Linked DNA regions of Mus musculus: region 1 is linked to region 2. The links are chromatin loops, found by intact Hi-C in ENCODE. Cell type or tissue: left cerebral cortex. All regions are shown on one strand. Each heading gives the region's core, and the rest is flanking DNA. Links, peaks and the distances in the headings are about the cores only.

Region 1 (10,164 bases), core at 728-8,727, 1.3 Mb after region 2:
GAGAGAACTGGGGGTGGCCTGTTTTTTTCAAAGCCCACCCACAGAGACATAGCTCTTCCATCCTGGCCACACTTCCTAATCCTTCTCAGAGTTCATCAATAATGACCAAGCATACCATTCCCATTCAAACCACTAATTGGACACTGGCCAATTTTCTAAATTAATTTAAGTAAATACTATACAGATGACTGATTTAAAACCAGTCTTTTTTCAGCAATACTTATCAAGTCTCTACTTTGATAAATCACTGCCCTTGCATGCTATGAAGGCAGACAACATTCGTGAAAATAATACAAACCTGAAGAGAAGGTGGAGGCTATGTACCTTGTAAAGAATCAGGCAGACAGCTCAGCACAGAAAGGTTGACACATTCTATGAACTTAGGCCCAATAACTAAAGTACTTGAAACACTTGCTTTTGTTGTTGCTGTTTTTCACACTGTGAAAACAAGATTTAGTCTATCAGCAAACACTGTAATTTATATAAAAAGTAAACTTTCTATGAACTTTGAGGAGGTTGTTGTTGCTGACTGACCCCAGGATATTTCCTTATTTGCTACAAAGCAGATTTTAGTGACTACCCTATAAAGGTCTGGGGGTTAAATTGCCTACTTGAACCTCTAAACACAGGGATGGTGGCCACTGTGGTCAATTTTCCTTTTGGTTACTACTGAAGCTCATTCTCTGTCAGTCATTGCCAGGGGGCCCAGAACTCAGCGGCATAGTCTGCAAGCCTAAGGCACACGTGTGCTTCAGGTTTGTAATGAAATGAAGTGGTCTGAGTTTGAATTATGGTCAACAGCTCCCAGAAGGGAAAGGAAGGGGCTATGGGGAAGGATGAGAGAGAGGAGGAGGGTGAAAGGAAGAGGGAAAGGGGAAGGAACATGGGGGAGGGGGGCGAAGAGAGAGAGACAGACAGACAGACAGACAGACACACAGACAGACAGACAATCATCTCAGAAGCCCTTCAGTGTAAAAGTGACATTAAAACCTGACCCAGAAACTCTAAGAACTCTTCCAAAGTTTAAGGCAGAAAAGTTTAGAAACTGTCTAGAATTTCCTTTTACGGAAGAAAGTCACTTTGTATCATCCAGTGTCCCTAGTGCGTTCATTCACTGAGTTCCCATCCTTAAGGACTAATGGACACTTTATCACACACACAAAACCAAACATGATTCCCTTAATTAGGACAGTTTTGGAATTGGGAAACACTTCTGTGCACTAATATCAGCTAGCATTTGAGATTCAGCCCTCTCACGGGAAACGGGAGGTTGAAGACAAAGGAACATTCAGAGAAGGTGCCAGCCAAAGCTCAGACTTTCTGGAAGCCTTTGACACCTACATGGTTCTCCTTTTAAAACCAGGCGCCGGCAATGGCGCTGGGTCAGCACTTTCACTTGGCTCAAAGGACAGGCGCTGAGCACCATCATGCAATTTCTAAGGCGGCTGTGACTGACAGGAACAGAAGCAACTGTGCGACAGCCGGGAGCCAAGCAAGACTCCGAAGTCCCATCAAAGCAACCTCAAATACGCGGTTCCTGGTTCCTAGCCACTCACAATGCCTTGGCCACGCAGAGCGTTCTTTTTTTTTTTTTTTCTTTCTTTCTTCTTCTTCTTTTTTTTTTTTTTTTTTTTCCACCCCCAAACTCAGTTTTCCTTCTGGAATCTGTCCTCTTATAATACAGAACACGAACGCGGGCGGACTGTGTTCTCAGTTACTAGGGACTCGGTTGCAAAGGAGCAGCTGGGTGTACTAGCCACGCCCCTCTTATGCTCCCCACGGGTGCTCACACCTACGCTCCCAATGCGTTGAGGCTGGGGAATGCTGGGGGCTGGGCAGGGCGGAGCACAAAGGAAACCCGCCCCTGATTCCACCCCCAGCCGAGATTGGCAGGGCTCGGGGACGAGTCCTAGCCAATGGGCGCGTTCCGGGGCGGGCCTGGAAAACGGCTGTTCAAGGGATTTAAGAGTCGTCCGCGCGGCTGTAGGAAAGCGGAGTGGAGCCAGGACTTGCCAGGTGGAGCAGACGCCCAAGCCAGCGTAGACACGGAGCGCATCCGCACCGCTCTGGGTACCTCACCTCACTGCTCGTCTCCGGATAGATCGGAACCGCAGTCCCACGCGACTCCAGGACCCACTCGCCACTGCCGCCTCCACAGCACCCATGGGGACCTGGAGACTTTAAAAGGAGTTTGGGGTTTCGGGCGCAGGGAAATCACGGGTACGGAAAAGCCGCTTTCTTTGCCTTAAAAAATGGTTTTTCTTCGTCCGATTGTGTGAATTGTGTGCTGGGTTGAAGAGAGGGGCTCTTCGGGTTGAAAGTAGACGTCTTCACACACACACACACACACACACACACACACACACACACACACACACACACACCACTAATACTCACCATGGGTTTCGCCTTGCCTCCCCTGTCTCTTTGTTAGGTTATTTTAGACAGAGCAGCCTCGCCCTGGCGCAGTCCGATTGGCTCTATGAAAAAGGCAAGCAAGGAGAGGGCAGAGTGCACCTGCCTGCGTGGGCAGGTGTGTCCCAGTGCTTGAGAGTACGCGCATTGACAAGTGTGCAGGCGTTCGTCCGGAATTGTGTAGGAATTGGGGGTAGATGGTGCCAATGTGTGGTCTCCAAGATGTTTCATTGTGGGTGTATGACATTAGCATTGTGGGTGTATGTACCAGGCTGTCAGTGCCTGGACTCCAAGTGTGCAAAATGCTGATGGCAAGTGAATGCCTGCAAACGAGTCTTGCCCTTGTGAAAGAAGCTGTCGGGGATCGGGTGTGACCCAGTCCAAAACGAGTAGGTGGGCTACAAAGGATGGCGACCACAATGTGAGCTCAGCTTGCTGTATTTCGGGCCTTGGGGCTTCTCTTGACACCCTCCCTTCCTTCTGGGTATATCACCAATCTGCCACAACCTGCGCTCTCTTCGCCCACTTGAACCTTACATGCTCTCTAGCCCGCCTGTGGTTTCTACTGTGGAAGTTACCGGGCAGGGTTCCTGGGCAGAGTCAGAGGCTGGCTGAGCTGGTATGCTGTCTATTCTGGCCCTGAGACTGGTGCCTTTTTCTGTGCCCCCCCTTTTTTCTTTTCTTTCTTTCTTTTTTTTTCCCCCCCTTTTAACCCCAGGTCGGATCTGCAAAGTTGGCTGTCGCAGGCGACTCAGTGCCGGTGGTCAGGCAAGCTGCAGGCCCCTGGGGAACTGAACGCCTTGGGGAAGGGACACCAGGAGGGTCAACCCGGACTCTGATGGTGTCTATCCTCTCTCCCTCGGCAGATCTCAGTTGCTGGCCCTGGCCTCGCCGCGTCATTGATGGGCAACCAACTGGACCGCATCACCCACCTCAACTACAGCGAGTTGCCCACTGGGGACCCATCTGGGATTGAGAAGGACGAGCTGCGAGTCGGGGTTGCCTACTTCTTCTCGGATGAGGAGGAGGACCTGGACGAACGCGGGCAGCCGGACAAGTTTGGTGTGAAGGGCCCCCCAGGTTGCAGCCCTTGCCCAGAGAGCCCCAGCCGCCACCACCACCACCTGCTGCACCAGCTCGTCCTCAACGAGACTCAGTTCTCCGCCTTCCGGGGCCAGGAATGCATCTTTTCCAAAGTGACCGGCGGCCCTCAGGGCGCCGACTTGAGTGTCTACGCGGTCACTGCGCTGCCGGCGATCTGCGAGCCAGGCGACCTGCTAGAGCTCTTGTGGCTACAGCCGGCGACCGAGCAGCCCGCGCCAGCCCCTCACTGGGCCGTCTACGTGGGCGGCGGGCAGATCATCCACCTGCACCAAGGCGAGATCCGCCAGGACAGCCTGTACCAGGCGGGCGCGGCCAACGTGGGCCGGGTGGTGAATAGCTGGTACCGCTACCGCCCGCTGGTGGCCGAGCTAGTGGTGCAGAACGCCTGTGGCCACCTGGGCCTCAAGAGCGAGGAGATCTGCTGGACGAACTCCGAGAGCTTCGCTGCCTGGTGCCGCTTTGGAAAGCGCGAGTTCAAGGCTGGCGGGGAGGTCCCCGCAGGAACGCAGCCGCCGCAACAGCAGTATTATCTCAAAGTGCATCTGGAGGAGAACAAAGTCCACACGGCCCGGTTCCACAGCCTGGAGGACCTCATCCGCGAGAAGCGTCGCATAGACGCCAGTGGCCGCCTGCGAGTGCTGCAGGAGCTTGAGGACTTTGTGGACGACAAGGAGTAGCCTCAGAGGGGCAGCTCGGCGTGCCAGTTCCCACGCCCGGAGTTCCCTTTCGGTCCCCGCAGTTCTGCACCCCATGTTCCCCTAACGCGCCCGCCCAGGGCCAGCGGCTGGAAGCTTCGGGAACTCACCACCACCCACCGCACTGGGCGGGAGCAGCTGCGCGCTCCTAAGACAACCCTGGTGTTGGTGATCATGCCAGGGTAATCCAGCCTGCGCCTCTGCCCTGGGTTGTGAAGGGAAAGAGGGAGTGGGCAAAAGGGGAGCAAGGACACTACCTTTCCAGGGAGCCAAGGGTCAGTGACTCTTCTGCAGACAGGGCAAATATCCTTAGTCACAGGGAACCGTCACCCACCACCCCCAGATGTGCACACACAAACCAGTCGGAGGTGAGAGTTGGTCTTTTCAGGACACAATTCAACTCCCGAATGGAGAGTGGATGTGCCCCCGGATATCAGAATTCCCATGAAACCGAGCCTGTCTCTGTACTTTGGAGCACTTCAGGGACTCCAGGTTACCCTGAGGCTGCCTGGAACTGTCTTGCAGCTCTCCAGCCCAGAGTCTCCTGACAAAGCATTCCAGGCTGAGCTAGATAGGATTGACTTCTCAGTTTGAGCAACTGGAAGCCGATGCCATTCCCGGCTTGACCGACACTTGCCAGAAGGAAAGCCTTCTGGGTCCCGGGAGGAAAATGGTTGAAGCACCTTTTTGGGAGAGGAGGGCCTGCTGGCTCCGGAAAAGGAGCTAATTCACCTGGCCTGTGGGCACTTGAACTTAGGAAGGAGGAGGCTTTTTGCTCGGAAGCCCTTGATTGCTTCCCTTCTCACTCAGAGTCCTGTATTCAGCGGGACTGAAGGAGAGGGAGGCAGGGAAGATCTACAACATTCCAGAAACCAGCATTAGGACAGCCTAGCCAGTGTCTTTAGTTTGGCTTTTCCTAACTAGAAGGCAGGAGGCAGGAGGCAGGTGGAGATTGTTTGTAAAATGAAACAGCAGTTTTCCAACGATATCAACAAAGCCTACAGTGTCGATGCTTCTCTTGATCATTTTTAGTAACATGCTAATGAAATTTCAAATTGAAATTTTTATTTTCATGGCTTTAATCCATGATAGCTTAAATACTGGGGGCCATTAGGAGTGGAATTTAGCTAAGACCTTAGCTGACATTGCTTTCACTCTGGTTTTTCTCAACTCTTATGAGAATTCTGTTTGGGGATATTATAATTATTCCTTTTTTTTTTTTTTTTCCTGGCTTTACAAAGTAGGCCTGCAATGGTGGAGCTGTTTATTAGTGTGTATATTGTACTGAATTTTTTCAGTTCAAGGGTCTGCTGCTTTGGTGAAAATTGCTAGCAAGTTCCATGAGGGTTCTTTTCTTCATTCTGTTTACCATCATCATCTCATCTTTGCATTCCCCCCTCTCCTCACCTCTTGATCCCCCTTGAAAGGAATTTAGAGTTCATGGGCTTTGGGGCCCGCTTTTGTAGCTTGTCCTGATGTTTATTTCTGAGAACAGGGAAGCGCTCTTAGAAGCAGGACAGAATGTGTGTCTTTCTAAACATGAAGGTTATGTGACGCTCCTTTCTTTGGGCAAGAGTTTGTGGATTTTTCTCCAAGGGGTACAACCCCAGCCTAACTGATCGTTACTTGATTCTTTGTGTTACACACACCTTGGAAGGTGCACAGTCTCTCATGAGGGAGTTTGTCAAATAATGATGTTTAGCTCATGGTTGCAAGCAATTGGATACTATGGTTTCATTGAACAGCAAACACTATGTCCAAAGCCACTTTCTTGGCATTTCAAAACTAATGCAATAAAAACTAGTAGAAGTTAGCAGGCAGGGAAATGCCATTTCCATGGTAAATGGTTTGTTTCTGTTTTCTGGGGATTTTTGTTGTTTTATTTTGTTTCATTTTGTTCTCATGCTGGATTCATTCTCTGATCTTGAGTCAAAAGGTCAAATCAATGAAATATGAACTAAAGTATTTTTCTGAAGCCAATCGAGTGATTTATTTTTTAAAACTGCTTATGTTTTTTCTTTCAGCACATACAACAGCAAAACTTTTGTAAACTTAACCTTTGCATGTATGGAGAACTGAAAGTCATTTATTTCTCTAACTTAGTCTTTTGGCAAATGACAGATTGATGACCATAAACCGAATTCTTTCTTGTGTCTACACACACCATATCCTTTCCTGTGTCCTACTACTGTATCTTGGCTCCCTGCTGAATTAAATACCATCCTAAGCACTGGTTCCAACAGGACTCCTTCTTGACACTGTGTCAATGAGTGGGCAAAAGAACTCATCAGTCTCTATCGCACCCAAAGCTGAATGATTTCTTTGATGGGATGTGTATGCTTTCGAAAAGGGCCATGCTAACAGGGGAGTGCTTCATAAGCTTTATACTTGCTGAAACCTGATGGCAATGAAAACCAGATTGGGATTTATAAATAGCATTTGTTCTTAGAGTGATCTACTGAGGTCTTGGTGGACGATGATACTTTTACAAATTCACAATAATAAAACATCGATAAAAAGGGGGGGGATTTGAAAGGGGGCTCTAAGGTTTGATATCCCTTTGTATGGGTCACTTGAGTTTTATTGTGGGCCAGTCCCATTTCTCTAGATCCTTATTGGTTACAGGAATTAAGCCATGAATCTTGTAACATTTGCAAAAGGACAATAAAGTAGCGTTCAGGGTTTTTTTTTTTTTTTTTTTTTTTTTTTTTTTTTTTTTTTTCCTGTCCTTGGGAGCTCTGTAGTAATTCCCATGATGTGAAGAGTGTGAAGCTGAACTCTGTTCAGCCCTTACCAGGGTAAAGGCCACCTCACCTTTTCTCCCCTGCTAAGAGTCGTATTTGAAAAGCAAACTACTACAGAGAGAGAGAGAGAGAGAGAGAAATTTAAAATGCAAATGAACTTAACTTACTTCATTAAGCAAGCAAACAAACAAAATGAGTAAGACATAGGAAAGGTGAGCTGGGCAGACACGTGAAAAATAAAGCCCTCCAATGCCAGTCCTTTCCAAGTGTGTTCTTTCCTTTGAAAAAGAAAGCCTATAGAAGTTGTATGTGCTGCACTAAAGCAATGCAAACAAGCAAAATCAACTGTATAAGTGAGCTGAATTGATAGGTATAAAATTTCTTCGGTATTTAACAATTTAAGTGAACTTTATGTCAGCATTTTCAAATGTAAAAGAATTACACACACTAATCTGCATTTAGAAAATATAACAGTTTACCAGACACAGAAGTAAGTTTGAAGCTCATGACTTTTTATTCATGTTTTCCCCATTCAGTATCATGTGTCTTTGACGAACACTTTTGTTTAAAAGTTGACATTTGTCAGAAAAGTATTTTATTGATATTTGCAAAATAATTAATTTCCTGAGTGTTCAATTTAGTCATCCTCCTGATCTTCCAGTATCCTCTAGTGATTGCATCTGTTTTACTTCCAGCATCTCTAAGAACTAAAAGACCAAGTCACCTAATATACAAGGTAAAGTCAAACTAAAGCAAAATTAATAACAAATTATACAATAATAATAATAAAAGGCCCCTAATTTTCTCTTATGTACATGCATGTCCTCAAAGCTCCCTGTTGCTGCTTTTTATCACTGTTGGTGCTATACATGGTGGAGCTATGGACCCTTCATGGCTTCCCTTACATTAAAGGAAGATATTGGCTTGTGTTTTTTTGGAGAGACCATTTGCCGCTTGAACAGAAGGCTACGGATGAAAACCCACAGGTTTCCAGGTGCTTTGAAATAGAGTTTCAGTTAGCTAAAATTTCACCTAAAACCCTCAGTTCATTTTCAGCAGTTTTAGCTGTTAGAAGAATACTGGTATGTACCTGTCTATAATAAGGTACATTTCCATATATAAGTTTCTGCCATTAGCTAGACATTTTATTCACACACACACACACACACACACACACACACACACACACACACACAGTTTTTTAAAGAGCAGATGGAAAGTGACTTAAGGTTTTAGAAAAAAAAAAAAAAAAAAAAAAAAAAAACAGGAGGCAGAATGTCCACGGGTTAACAGTTAACATAGTTCATGGGCAGTTGAGCACAGCATGCTGTGGCTAAAACCAAACACAAACAAACAAAATATGTGTGGCTGACGCAGTTAGCTTTTATTGCATACCCCACCGCCCGTGTTGTGTCCCCTTTTATTCTCTCTCTCTCTCTCTCTCTCTCTCTCTCTCTCTCTCTCTCTCCCTTCCTTCCTTCCTTCTTTTCCCTTTTTTTTTTTTTTTAACTTTTGGCTGGCTTATTTTTTTGAAACAGGCTTGCCTGCAATTTTCAGTATAGACTAGGCTGTTGGTTTCAACCTCAAAATGGTCCTCTAACCTACCCCACCTGAATGCTGGAATTACGGGCATGCACCACTACCTCCAACTTAGTTTCACTTTTTGAAAGTGAAAAACAAATAAGCCAAAAATAATCAAAAGCAAAATCAAGATTCAAAGAAAATCTGAAAAGATCAGGAGGGGATGAAACAAGTAAGGGTGGCGAGAAACTGCAGAGGTTATAGAATTTTCTGAGCTAGTAAGCTCTTCAGCAGGAGATAACTGTTCTTCATTCTAACTGAAGACGGCAGAGAAAAACGGATTCTAATGTGCAACACTTGGATAATTTATGAAGTTCTCTGGCTTCGTAACTCAAAGTTTCCTTTTGAGGATGTGGTACCTGTCTTACACCAATATAAGAATGCCAAGAGTTTGGATATGCTGGGATGGAGAATGGTGTTCTCTGCCCATGCTTTAAGTGGCTGAGCATCCATTAGAGCAGCCCCCAGCTGCAGGCTTTCACCAGTTTCTGTTAATGACTGAGGGTATGGGGGCACATATGGGGTACAAAAGGTATCTCAATCGTGTGGGTTTCAGTAATTATTGATCACTTAGAAACTCAGAGAATGCTGGCATTCAGTGGGAAGGAGACATGAGCTTCCATAGCTGAAATCCACAGAGATGGCTTGGAAAGCTTCTGGGCCACCTCCTAATTAGGATTAGGTCTCAAGGGTTCCACGAAAAGTAAAAGCTGTTCTCTTGCCTTTTGGTCAGAAGGGTGAAAGCACACTAGTATTTCTGAGTCTGTCCTCCCTCACATCCATCTCTCTCTCACCTCAAGAAGAGATTTTCCTAGCAGGAAATGACAAGATTATTCCTTCAGAGGAAGGTTATTATTATTATTATTATTTTTATAGCTCTTGCTACAATCATAAGACACAAAAATGTTCTTCATTTGTAGACAAAGATGAGAATACAAGCTTACCTTGCTGGGATAATTAGATTTGGTGCTGTTTGGTCAGGGTGTATTTTTTCTTTTCAAATAAACATTACTCATTTTTGTACATAGTAGAATAATTGCTATGCTTGCTGGCTTTTATAATCCAATTATTTTTGTATGTGAACATAAGTTCTGAACTTGGTTTAATCTAAATGGCAGATACTTATGAAATATTATGTATGAATAGAGGCAATACCTTAGTTTCCAGTTCAAAATAAATGCTTCAAAAGCCAATGGAAGGCAGGCTCATACCAACCAAACCTCTGGGTACTCTGGCACAAAAGTATAATCTTGAGTCATCCTGAGCTACACTTTGAAAATCCATCAAAGCAGCAACTCAGAGTTCGAACAAAACAGTAAGATGATAGTTGACTTATCAATTAATTAATTTGCTTATTATTTTCTTTCTAGTGGCAATATGTCTGTGATATCAATCGAGGTATTAGTAATCTATTCAGGCTTCAATGGAAAATATGAGGTTATTTTATTATAAGTATACTTATATTTGTGTTAACAAATAAGTTAGTTATTATAAATTCAACGATTTTCTCCTTCCAATAATACTGAAGCATGCTAGCTTATTCACTAATTGTGAAGCCCAGTGTCTTTAGTTTTCAGATTCCCCTAAACAGTATACAAATCTGGGATAGTCACTGAAGATAGTTT
Region 2 (10,164 bases), core at 819-8,818:
GCATTCTAGGGTACTCTTGTTATCAAGCACTCTCTCTGACCCTCCTTGCATTCCAGTGTTTGTTAGAAGGTGAATAAGCCATGTATACCTTCTTCATTTGACATTTAAAAAGTAAATCCTTAAGATTCACAGATGTCACAACTGATCCAAAGCAGAAACATTTGGCAAAAGTAATAATAGTCATTTTAGTTGTCCTAATTAACCTTCCCATTCCTTGTAATGAATAGCATTTATTTACCTCTCTGGTAACATAATCTTTTGAATAATATGTGAAAAGATTATAACTGGGTCCAATTTCCAAACATGTTGACTTCTGAGTACAAACTCAGGTTTTATAATAATTTTATGATGATTATTGTTTGATTTTAGCAATATCAATTTTGTGGGAAAATGCACTTTAAAGAAAGGTGTAAATAAAAATTGAAGTAATGGTATTGATTATTCTTTTAACAGAATGAGCTGTCTTAATTCAAGAATACAAAGTTTACATTGTTTTAAGAAATCATAAACTGATATGTGTAAGAAACAGTTGTGTTCAGTTAGCTATGGATATGACAAGAAGAGTTTGGCAGTTGTACTTCCTTAATATAATTGTCCATAAAAATATAATATCACATCCTCTCCCAGCAAGGCTCGTGGATCATCCTGGAAGGAGAAGTAGAAAGACTGGAATAGCTAGAGACAGTGAACACCTGCAGCAAAGCATTGTTTGTTAGACATGGCAGAGCCTGGAGTTGCACGCATAAGTCCTTTGCAAGCTCAAGGGGAAATAATGCCAGCATAGATAGGGAATGGCTCACAAAATCCTCCCCTGGAAGCTATTGACAATTAATGGATGCTGGGGAGGGAGAGCCAGTTTTCTTCAGGAATGCCTCCTTGAGAGGCTGGCTATCCTCCAGTAGATGGTCTTACAACCATGGATGCATAGGGAGCCCAAGGACCTCAGAAGTTTTGAAAAATAAGAGCACATGAATTTGGGAGAGAAAAGTGGTGTGTATGGAAGGTTGTGGAAGTGGATCAAAGCACAGTTTGCACCTATAGAAAATTCTTAATACAAATTAGTAAAAATGATTTACAGAGGAAAAGTTCTTAGATACCACATTTCAAGTTTTCTGATTCCCTGGTAAAGTTCCATGCTATAAATGGATGACCTCATTACTAATTAAGTAGAAGACAGAACAGGAAAAATATTTTCTTCTCTGTGTCCTAAAATGCAGGACACTGTAACACAAAGAAATAACTGTAGCTGGACCAGAAATTGAGCCATAAACACAATTACATACAGTCTTTGCAGAAATGAGTAAGTTTCATCGTTTTACTTTTTGTCACTCTCTGAGCACTCTTTACAGATTCCATGAGGTAAACACTGCACATTTGATAGAAAAATGAAGAGGGCTGGAATCAAAGCCTAGCTTAGAAGCATCATGCAACACTTCAGATGAGAACTAGAAACACTGCTGCTGTATTAACAATGAAATATATACCTATGCTGCCCATGACAGCACTTCTATGATTCAAACACTCATTAAAACTATTGATGCCATTAGCCAAACTCCTCTTTTTTAATGCAAGAGCACACAGAACATCTTAGGTGTGATGGATGCTTAGATATTTGGCTCTTATAAGGCAATGAGCATTGAATATACTTTGTATTTTGTATTTTGTGCTCTGGGAACCTTGAAAGGCTTTGTCTGTGTTATTTACAGACAATTCGTTGCATGGAAGGTTTTAAAGTGTATGCAGTCATTAAGACCCTTAAATAAACTGGAAATCCCATTTAAATCATCTTATATATTAGTTTTATTCCTATATAATGCCAGTTCCATCTGCCCATGACACAATATCACTAGAGAAGATGTTTTCATTTTCCTTACCAGTCTTTTATCTTTTCTTAGTTAGTTGTTTTGAATGAATTTTTCTACCTCCTCTTTTCCCCTTTTTCTTCCCCTTCTCTCAGGACCAGGACACAAGCTGCATTGTGTCACTGAACTACAGCCTCATCCTCTGAGTCTTGGCTTGCTTTTAAAGTTATTTTGAAGGCTCACCATCTGTACATACTCATGGGCGGAGCTACTTTTTTTTTTTTTTTTTTCTGAAGAAGGTGATTAATACAGAGACAAAACTGGTAAAGGTACAGGCAATAAGAGGGGGTGGACTGCTCAGTCCTGTGTGAGATATCTATCACAGGACTTCTGCTTCTTTAGCTGAAGAATCATTGTGGCAGAGGGGCTAGAAAGATTCTTAGACACAGAGGTGGTGGGGGACTACAAGGACACAGGTTGAGTTATATTTCTGTATAGAGCATTTCAGGCAGTATACAGATCTGTGCAAGCTCAAGGCAAATATAATTCTGGCAGGTGGGCAAAAAAGTCCCACTCCTAAAAATTGGGCTAACAGCAATAGATAGTTGCTAGAAGAGGGGAAGTTAGTTTTCGTGAAGGGCATGACCCCTGGTAGATAAACAATGCTCCAGTGAAGCCACACATTCAAGAGTATATTGGTGGTACAACGTATATTTAATAGTTTTTTTTAAGAGGACACAAAATTGGGCGGTGTTTAAGGAAGAGGTCATGGACCTTCGGAGTGTGGGAGAAGGTGTGAATATGATCAAAATACATTGTATGGAATTCTCAAAAATCAAATACAACTTCTGTGTATTTTTTACTTTTATCCTTTCTAAAAATATTTCTTTCTTTATTTTTCTTCCTCCATCCTCCAACTACCACCCCTCAATCCCTCCCGTGTACCCCCATTCTCTACCTAGTAGCCTCTTTTTCTTTGAGTACTATTGTTGCATAAACACACACACACACACACACACACACACACACACACACACACACACACACACACACAACCTGTTGAGTACAGTTTTGTTGTTTGTGTATTTCTGAGTTCAAGGCTGACCACTCTTCATTATACATCCAATAAAGGGGCTCATACTTGCGAGAGGCTAGTGTTTCTTTGCCTAGCAGTCATTAATTGCTTGCAGTTCTTTGTCTAAGGGTGAGAGACCTTTTGAAATCCACCTCCACTAATCCAGGTGAACATGTCTTTTGATGCCATTGTTCATACAGTTATTTTTAAAAGAGCAATTCTGTGAATGAAGAATAAAACCTTTCTTCACTGTCTGAGCTGATGAATGCCTAGTTTATTGCTTTCTAAGTCTGTGACGCAGGAGAAACAGCATAATGTTAAGTTGCATTCGGCTTCTGGCCAGCCTCTGCATCTTGAATGCATGCCCTGAATTGGAGCCCAACTTCGTAAATAAACAAAAGAAAGCCCAAGAATTTCATAAATTCATTGCTTTTAATAGCTGAGTAGTACTCCATTGTGTAAATGTACCACATTTTTGGTATCCATTCCTCTCTTGTGAGACATCTGGGTTCTTTCCCACTTCTGGCTATTATAAATAAGGCTGCTATGAACATAGTAGAGCATGTGACCTTATTACCAGTTGGAACATCGTCTGGAGGAGCTAGAGAAAGTACCCAAGGAGCTGAAGGGGTCTGCAGTCCTATAACCAGTACCCCCAGAGCTCGTGTCTCTAGCTGCATATTTAGCAGAAGATGGCCTAGTCGGACATCATTGGGAAGAGAGGCCCCTTGCAAACTTTATATGCCCCAGTACAGGGGAATGCCAGAGCCAAGAAGTGGGAGTGGGTGGATAGGGGAGCAGGGTGTGGGGGGTATAGGGAACTTTTGGGATAGCATTTGAAATATAAATAAAGAAAATATCTATAAAATTTAAAATAAAATCCATATATGCACAAAAAAAGAAAGCCCAACTTGCAGAATTCTTTCTAAAATATTTCTAGCCCTCAGCCTATAATAACAGACTAATTGGAACTAGTTACAGCTTGTCAAAACACAGATATAATCACACTATGCTTTGATGAGGATAAACCAAGAGGAAAATCTCTGTTTGACACTTTCTTTTCCTGCCTGTCCACTGCCTGCCAGTGTTTAAGGGAGAAGCTGTCCAGTCCCTCCTGACGATGAGTGGCACTCCATTCCTGAACTGCCCATTGCCAAAGACCAGAGGTGGGAGGAGGATTGTAGCAAATATTGTCTTCTGACTGTGACAGGGCGATTGCACCCAAAAAAGCAGAGAAGCTGTTGTATCTGATCTGAACAAGATCAATCCAGTAAACAGCCTAACAAGGATTAGGTAGGAAGAAGCTCCCAAGACCACAGCTCCAACTGATAGCTTAGAACTGTTGGCAATGAAAGGTTGGTGTGGCCTCTACTAGGTGGGCAATGTTCTACTGGAAGACCCTATACCCATGTGCACATTGGAAACACTAATTAGACTCCATAGGTTATAAAGATATGAGGAAAAAAGGAAGAAGAAGAAGAAAACAGAGAAGGAGGAGGAAGAAAAAGAGAAGAAGAAGGAGGAGAGAAGAAGGAGGAGGAGGAGGAGGAGGAGGAGGAGGAGGAGGAGGAGGAGGAGAAGGAGAAGGAGAAGGAGAAGGAGAAGGAGAAGGAGAAGGAGAAGGAGAAGGAGAAGGAGAAGGAGAAGGAGAAGGAGAAGGAGAAGGAGAAGGAGAAGGAGAAGGAGAAGGAGAAGGAGAAGGAGAAGGAGAAGGAGAAGGAGAAGGAGAAGAAGAAGAAGAAGAAGAAGAAGAAGAAGAAGAAGAAGAAGAAGAAGAAGAAGAAGAAGAAGAAGAAGAAGAAGAAGAAGAAGAGGAAGAAGAAGGAAAGGTGGGAGAATGACTGAGTTGTATGGAACAAAATGAATGGTGGATATAATCAAAACGTATACATTCAATAATCGATAAGTAAAATAAACTTGAGGTGTGGTGTAGATTAGTGCTGGAGTACTTTTATAACATGTGCAATGGGAGAAAAATTATCTTGTAAATTAATCTAAAATTTAGTGTAAATAGAAACATTTTTAAAATAGAAAACAGAGCTGTTTAACTTTAGCAATTGTTTTCTTTACACCTTGCTAAAAGCAACTTTATTTCTGCCATTGTTGGTTATGATTAAATACATCATGTTCGAACTGTCCTATAAAATGAAGCAATAATATAACTTTCTAAGCTTATATTGAGTACTGTAATATAAATGATCCCATGGCCTCTTTGCAGCACTTTTATAAAACCATTTATATGGGGAAATATTCACACTTTAAAAACAGATTATTTAATGACTAGTGTGAGGTCATGTTGTTTCTAAAAGATGAATGATTATGAAGGAGTGGGTCCAGCTGACCTGATTTTAGTTCCACACAATTGTTTCTTTTATTAAATAGAACATTACCTCCAAGGCTGCAAGCCAACTTTTTGTACGAATTGATTTGACATTTGTTCATCTACCTAGAATTACCACGAGGGGGCACAATAACCCACAAAACATTCTTTTCTGGTGATTTGCTTTTTTATTTTTTTTCTTTTCAAATTGACTTGAAGTGGGAGATATGGCAAAGAGAGAGGAGAAGGAGATAACGTTTATGTAATTAAATTCCAACTATTTTTAATTCTGACATTACAGGCAGATGATCTGAAATTTAAAGTACTTCCTCTCACTAGACTTGATAAACAGAAGCCCTGCAAAGATGTGAGACACTCAGGAAAATTCTCAGACATATACATATCTATACATTCTTTATATGGGTTTATATGCAGAGGCATGTTCTGTGAGTACTTGAAAGGTTCACGGATGCCACAAATCTTTTTACATGGCTGGAAGTACTTCTTTTTTTAACTGCCCCATATGCCCTTTGGTGTCAAGTTCAGCTTTCCTCTTTGGGAATTTTTTTTCAAAAATGTATCAGCCATAAGAATTAATTCTTCCATTTCATAAGCATTAATAATCCTATTACCATCTGTTTATTCAGTCTGTCTGTGGAGTGATGTTTGTTTGTGTGTGTGTGTGTGTGTGTGTGTGTGAGAGAGAGAGAGAGAGAGAGAGAGAGAGAGAGAGAGAGAGAGAGAGAGAGAGAGAGAGAATCGATGTACTAATGGGGGATGTAATGTAATAACGGTAAAGCAATCCTTGCATTGAAGCAATTCAAAGAGCAGAGAAATGGGAAAAATAAATGCAACCATTTTTTTTAAAAGGAAGACAGGGGACTATTGCTAATTGTTATTTTACAGATAATTGGGTCATAAGTTTCAGTGATATCCCCTGAATTACACTGAAGTCAATTTGCGTATAAAGCCTGTGGTTCTTTGTTTCAGTGAGCCAGTATAATAATAGATTTTTAATTTCTTCTCATCCTTTTGAGCATTGGAATAGCTGCTCAATTACATGTTAGATGTCACTAAAATTTAGGGACACTGGTAGGTATAGAACATTATTTTAATCCTGTCTATTTGTCTATCAATCTATTTCTGTATTTATTTCTATCATCTGTCTATTTATTATTCATTATCTCTATCTATCTATCTATCTATCTATCTATCTATCTATCTATCTATCTATCTATCTATCATTTTTCTTCCTCTGTCTATTTGTCTTATTTATGTGTGTGACAGTACCCTCTCATATCCAATTTCTCCTTAATTTTTCTTACTCCCCTCCCTTTTTCTTTATACCTCACATAGCCTCCTATTTAGCTTCCTGTCCATCCATTCCCAGGCTCTCTGACCCCTACATAAGAGAGAAAATCAGGAGACATTCACTCACGTGTGTCTGCCTGGTGTGTGTGGAGAAAGAGAGATTGAGAGAGAAATTGAGAGAGACTTCTTCATCTCCGATAATGACATCTTCATGGTCATGAGGTGGTTTACTTTGTCCTTGGGTCTTTATTTCTCCATTGCAGTAGGCCTTTTAGTTTCTGCTGGATATTTTTATGCAATTCTGGGTTTTCCTTGTAAGGAGCATGATGCTTCTGTCCTGAAACTTTCATTACGTTTTTTGTTCTTAGTTCTGTTCTCTTACCATTTAAACTATAATGTGACATGGAGAAATCCCTTTCTGGTCATCTGTGTTTCAGTTTCCTTTGCTTGAAAATACATTCTTTCCATGGATTTTGGGAACTTTTGTTAGAATATGTGTTATATGATGTTATTTTGTATCTCCACTTTTAAAAATCTATTAATATTGCCCTAGCATTCATGAAGTTATGGCCATAATGGCTTATTTTTTTCTTACTGATATCTTAACATAATAATTACTCAGTTTCTCTCAGTCTGTGTTCTGTTGCTTTAAAGATTCCATGACCATGGCAACTCTTATAAAACAAAGCATTTAATTGGGAATGCGTTACAGGTTCATAAGTTGAGCCCATTATCACAGCAGGAAGCATGGTGGCATGTAGGCAGACACAGTGATGGAAAGTAGCTGAGAGTTTTACAAATGAATCTGCAAGTAGAGAAGAAACCTGGGCCTGGCTTGGGCCCTTGAAACTGGGCTCAAACTGAGTAACACACTTCCTCCAGCAAGGCCACATCTAATCCCTGTCAAGTAGGGCCATTCAAATACATAAGCCTATGGGGCCATTGGTATGCAAACCACCATGCTACATTTGTCTTCAACCACTGTTGAAACAACATACTGTTCTAGAGTATTGGTGATTCCCCTAAAATATTAAAGTTAGATTTATAGAATTCTCCATTTTCAATTTTTTTAATTAGAACCCCACTCTGCAACCACCATCAGAATTTCTGTTTGGATGCAAACTTGTCTCATTCTCAACCAACTTCTTATTTTCCTCAGATGCTCAATTTTTATCTTCTTTGAGGTCATTGCCCATTTTTAAAATTATACTGTTTAATTTTGTGTTTGATGATTAAAATCTTTCAACACATTTTATTTCACTATTTTTAAGCTATAAACTTTTCAGAGAGTCACATTTTTTGGTTATTCATATTTCTTGCGTTTCTACCGAGATTTATGCTTTGCTTGAGGTGGATCTGTCTTTCATTCTTAGAGGTGGACCTTTATTGTAAACACCCTCCCTCCTCTTTAGCTGTCTACCTCTACAACCACTTACTAGAGAGAAAGAAAACACTGGTAAGAACAACGCAAAAGCAAACCAGATATTTACATAAAGTACCTCTAAAATAACAACTACAATACCAATTGGGACAGAAAACAAAGAGTGAAACTATGCATAGGATACACTAAAATTTATCAGATGAACACATCTGAAAATATTGATCATTAAATAATAATAATAATAAAAAAACCTCTCTGTGTGGACGGTGAAAAAGAACAACATGTGAATAGAGGTAAAAGAAAGCCACTATTGTAATTAACAACAATGTGGATCAGTGTTTCTCCTTTTCTGAGAATAGGCACAGTGGATGTGGTTTGGTTCTCTTCTAGACTTCTCATTTTCCAGTTTATTTGACTCATATGACAATGTGGACCATGGTCTCCCTGAGATCTAAACAGGGGAAGCTAAAATGCCACATTTGTAGATTGAGCTCTGCTTTGCCTTTCCTTGGTGTTCACAAGCTGCTTTAGCCTCTACTGGGTAGAATTTCCCTGAATTTTTCTTTACCCAGAACTGGAAACCTGGTAAGTATAGGACCTTCTGTCCAAGGTGCTTCAGTGGCTGTGCCATGGGACCATCTACTTGGGTGTATCTTCATACACTCATGGAGGCACTCTGCCAGCAGGCACAAGCATGGAAAAGGCTGACCAAATGCTGTTCCACAAAGATATCCCCAATGCTCTGAGAGCAATCTATACAGTGTGAGCTGCAGGCAGGTGCTGAGCATACCTGCGTCTTCTCATTCTGGTCTTTGTCCCAGTCTCCTGTTCATATCCAGACACAGCTGGTCTTCTTTCAAGAGGTTCTGTTCTTATATGAAACCCACTCTTTCTCTTCCACTTCAGTGAGGTCCTTACTTATCACCACCTAGATCTGTGTTCATGGGTTCAAGTTAGAACCAGATGACTCTCCAACATGGCTGATCTGCTGGTTATTCTTTCAGACACTGAAGGGTGGAGGTCTTAGGGCTTCGGAAATAGAAAAATACAGAGACTTCTCAGACCTTAACATAAAATGGTTGATGGTAAGATAGTTTTTGAAGATGGTTCCTCACCAAGTACCCATACTAGTGAGTTCTGGTGACAGAAGTCTGACCTCCATCACACCCACATTCTACAAGGGTGACAAATCCTTTATCATAAACTGTTTTCTAGAGTACCAGCCTGTGTGACTTGGAGCTGGCTGAGGTATTTTCTTCTCTGTTTTAGTAGTCCTACTGGGCAAGTAAGTCCTTTTCCCTATCATGTTGCTTAGTGCCTGGCGTTATATTTTTGTTTCATTTCCTAATCTACAAGCCATGGTTTCTGTCTTCCCCTATTTCCTTTTGAATTCCTGTGTGCATGTACCTCATTTCCCATCACTCCCTTCAGATTTTTGTTTGATGCATTATTTCAGTGTCATGAGAATGGAGATTCATGCTGGTTGTCTCTAACCCACACTTTCCCTTCTTTTTTCTCGTAGCAATCATGGAAGATGTATCCATATGTATAACTTTTAAGAAAAATTTACTCAGACATTTGTACATGAAAATATAATCAAAGGATTTTTAGTAACCAAATAATTGCAGCATGAGGGCAAACTTGAGAAACAATCAAATTAACGTGGTGATTAGTTAACTGGAGGACACTGTAGAGGGAATTCTGCTAAATATTGTTTTAAAGGCTTTGAAAGGAAATCTGTGGTAAATACAAGTAAAGACTATTCCAAGAATTTCCAGTTTATAAGAAATGCCCTGGTGAGGAATATTTAAGAGGGCAGTGAAACACATTGGCCAATTTGTATATATATATTTAATTTATTAAAAATGAAGTGGTTTCTACTTGGTTGATGAGCAACAAAATGAACTAACCAGTACCCTCAGAGCTCATGTCTCTAGCTGTTTATATAGCAGAAGATGGCCTAGTCAGCCACCATTGGGAAGAGAGGCCCCTTGGTCTTGCAAACTTTATATGCCCCAGTACAGGGGAATGCCAGGGCCAAGAAGTGGGAGTGGGTGAGTACGGGAGCAGGGTGGGGGGAGGGAACTTTTGGGATAGCATTGAAATGTAAATAAAGAAAATATTTAATAAAAAATGAAATGGTCATTTGTTTTCATTTATTTATGTGTATATATATATATATATATATATATATGAACCTTAACTTACTTTTTAAAAGAAAATATATGTACATAAAACCATAAATGCATACCTATGAAATATATGATAGTATGCT

What was found. Peaks named below come from ENCODE experiments on the same cell type or tissue, not always from the same donor. Only the 100,000 strongest peaks of a DNase experiment are listed, where the experiment ranks them.
Region 1: a loop joins it to region 2, with 5 times the contacts of the local background. A loop is called at or near these places in 4 of 42 quality-filtered maps.

Annotation. Positions count from the first base shown.
Region 1 is chr12:14,143,878-14,154,041 of GRCm38, reverse strand. It overlaps Lratd1 (LRAT domain containing 1), which reads left to right and starts at 2,004. Exons shown (of 2, transcript NM_029007.2): 1 at 2,004-2,220; 2 at 3,282-6,444. The coding sequence starts at 3,318. The coding sequence ends at 4,196. In left cerebral cortex, for the core only: CTCF peaks have their summits at 2,845, 3,051 and 3,888 (motif pointing left); DNase peaks (open chromatin) are centred at 4,572, 5,023, 5,743, 6,508 and 5 more places; H3K4me3 peaks cover 5,323 bases; H3K27ac peaks cover 3,472 bases.
Region 2 is chr12:15,411,819-15,421,982 of GRCm38, reverse strand. No RefSeq gene overlaps it. Among named protein-coding and RNA genes, the nearest start is that of Gm40287, 190 kb to the left of the region's middle. In left cerebral cortex, for the core only: a CTCF peak has its summit at 5,343 (motif pointing right); DNase peaks (open chromatin) are centred at 2,152 and 5,401.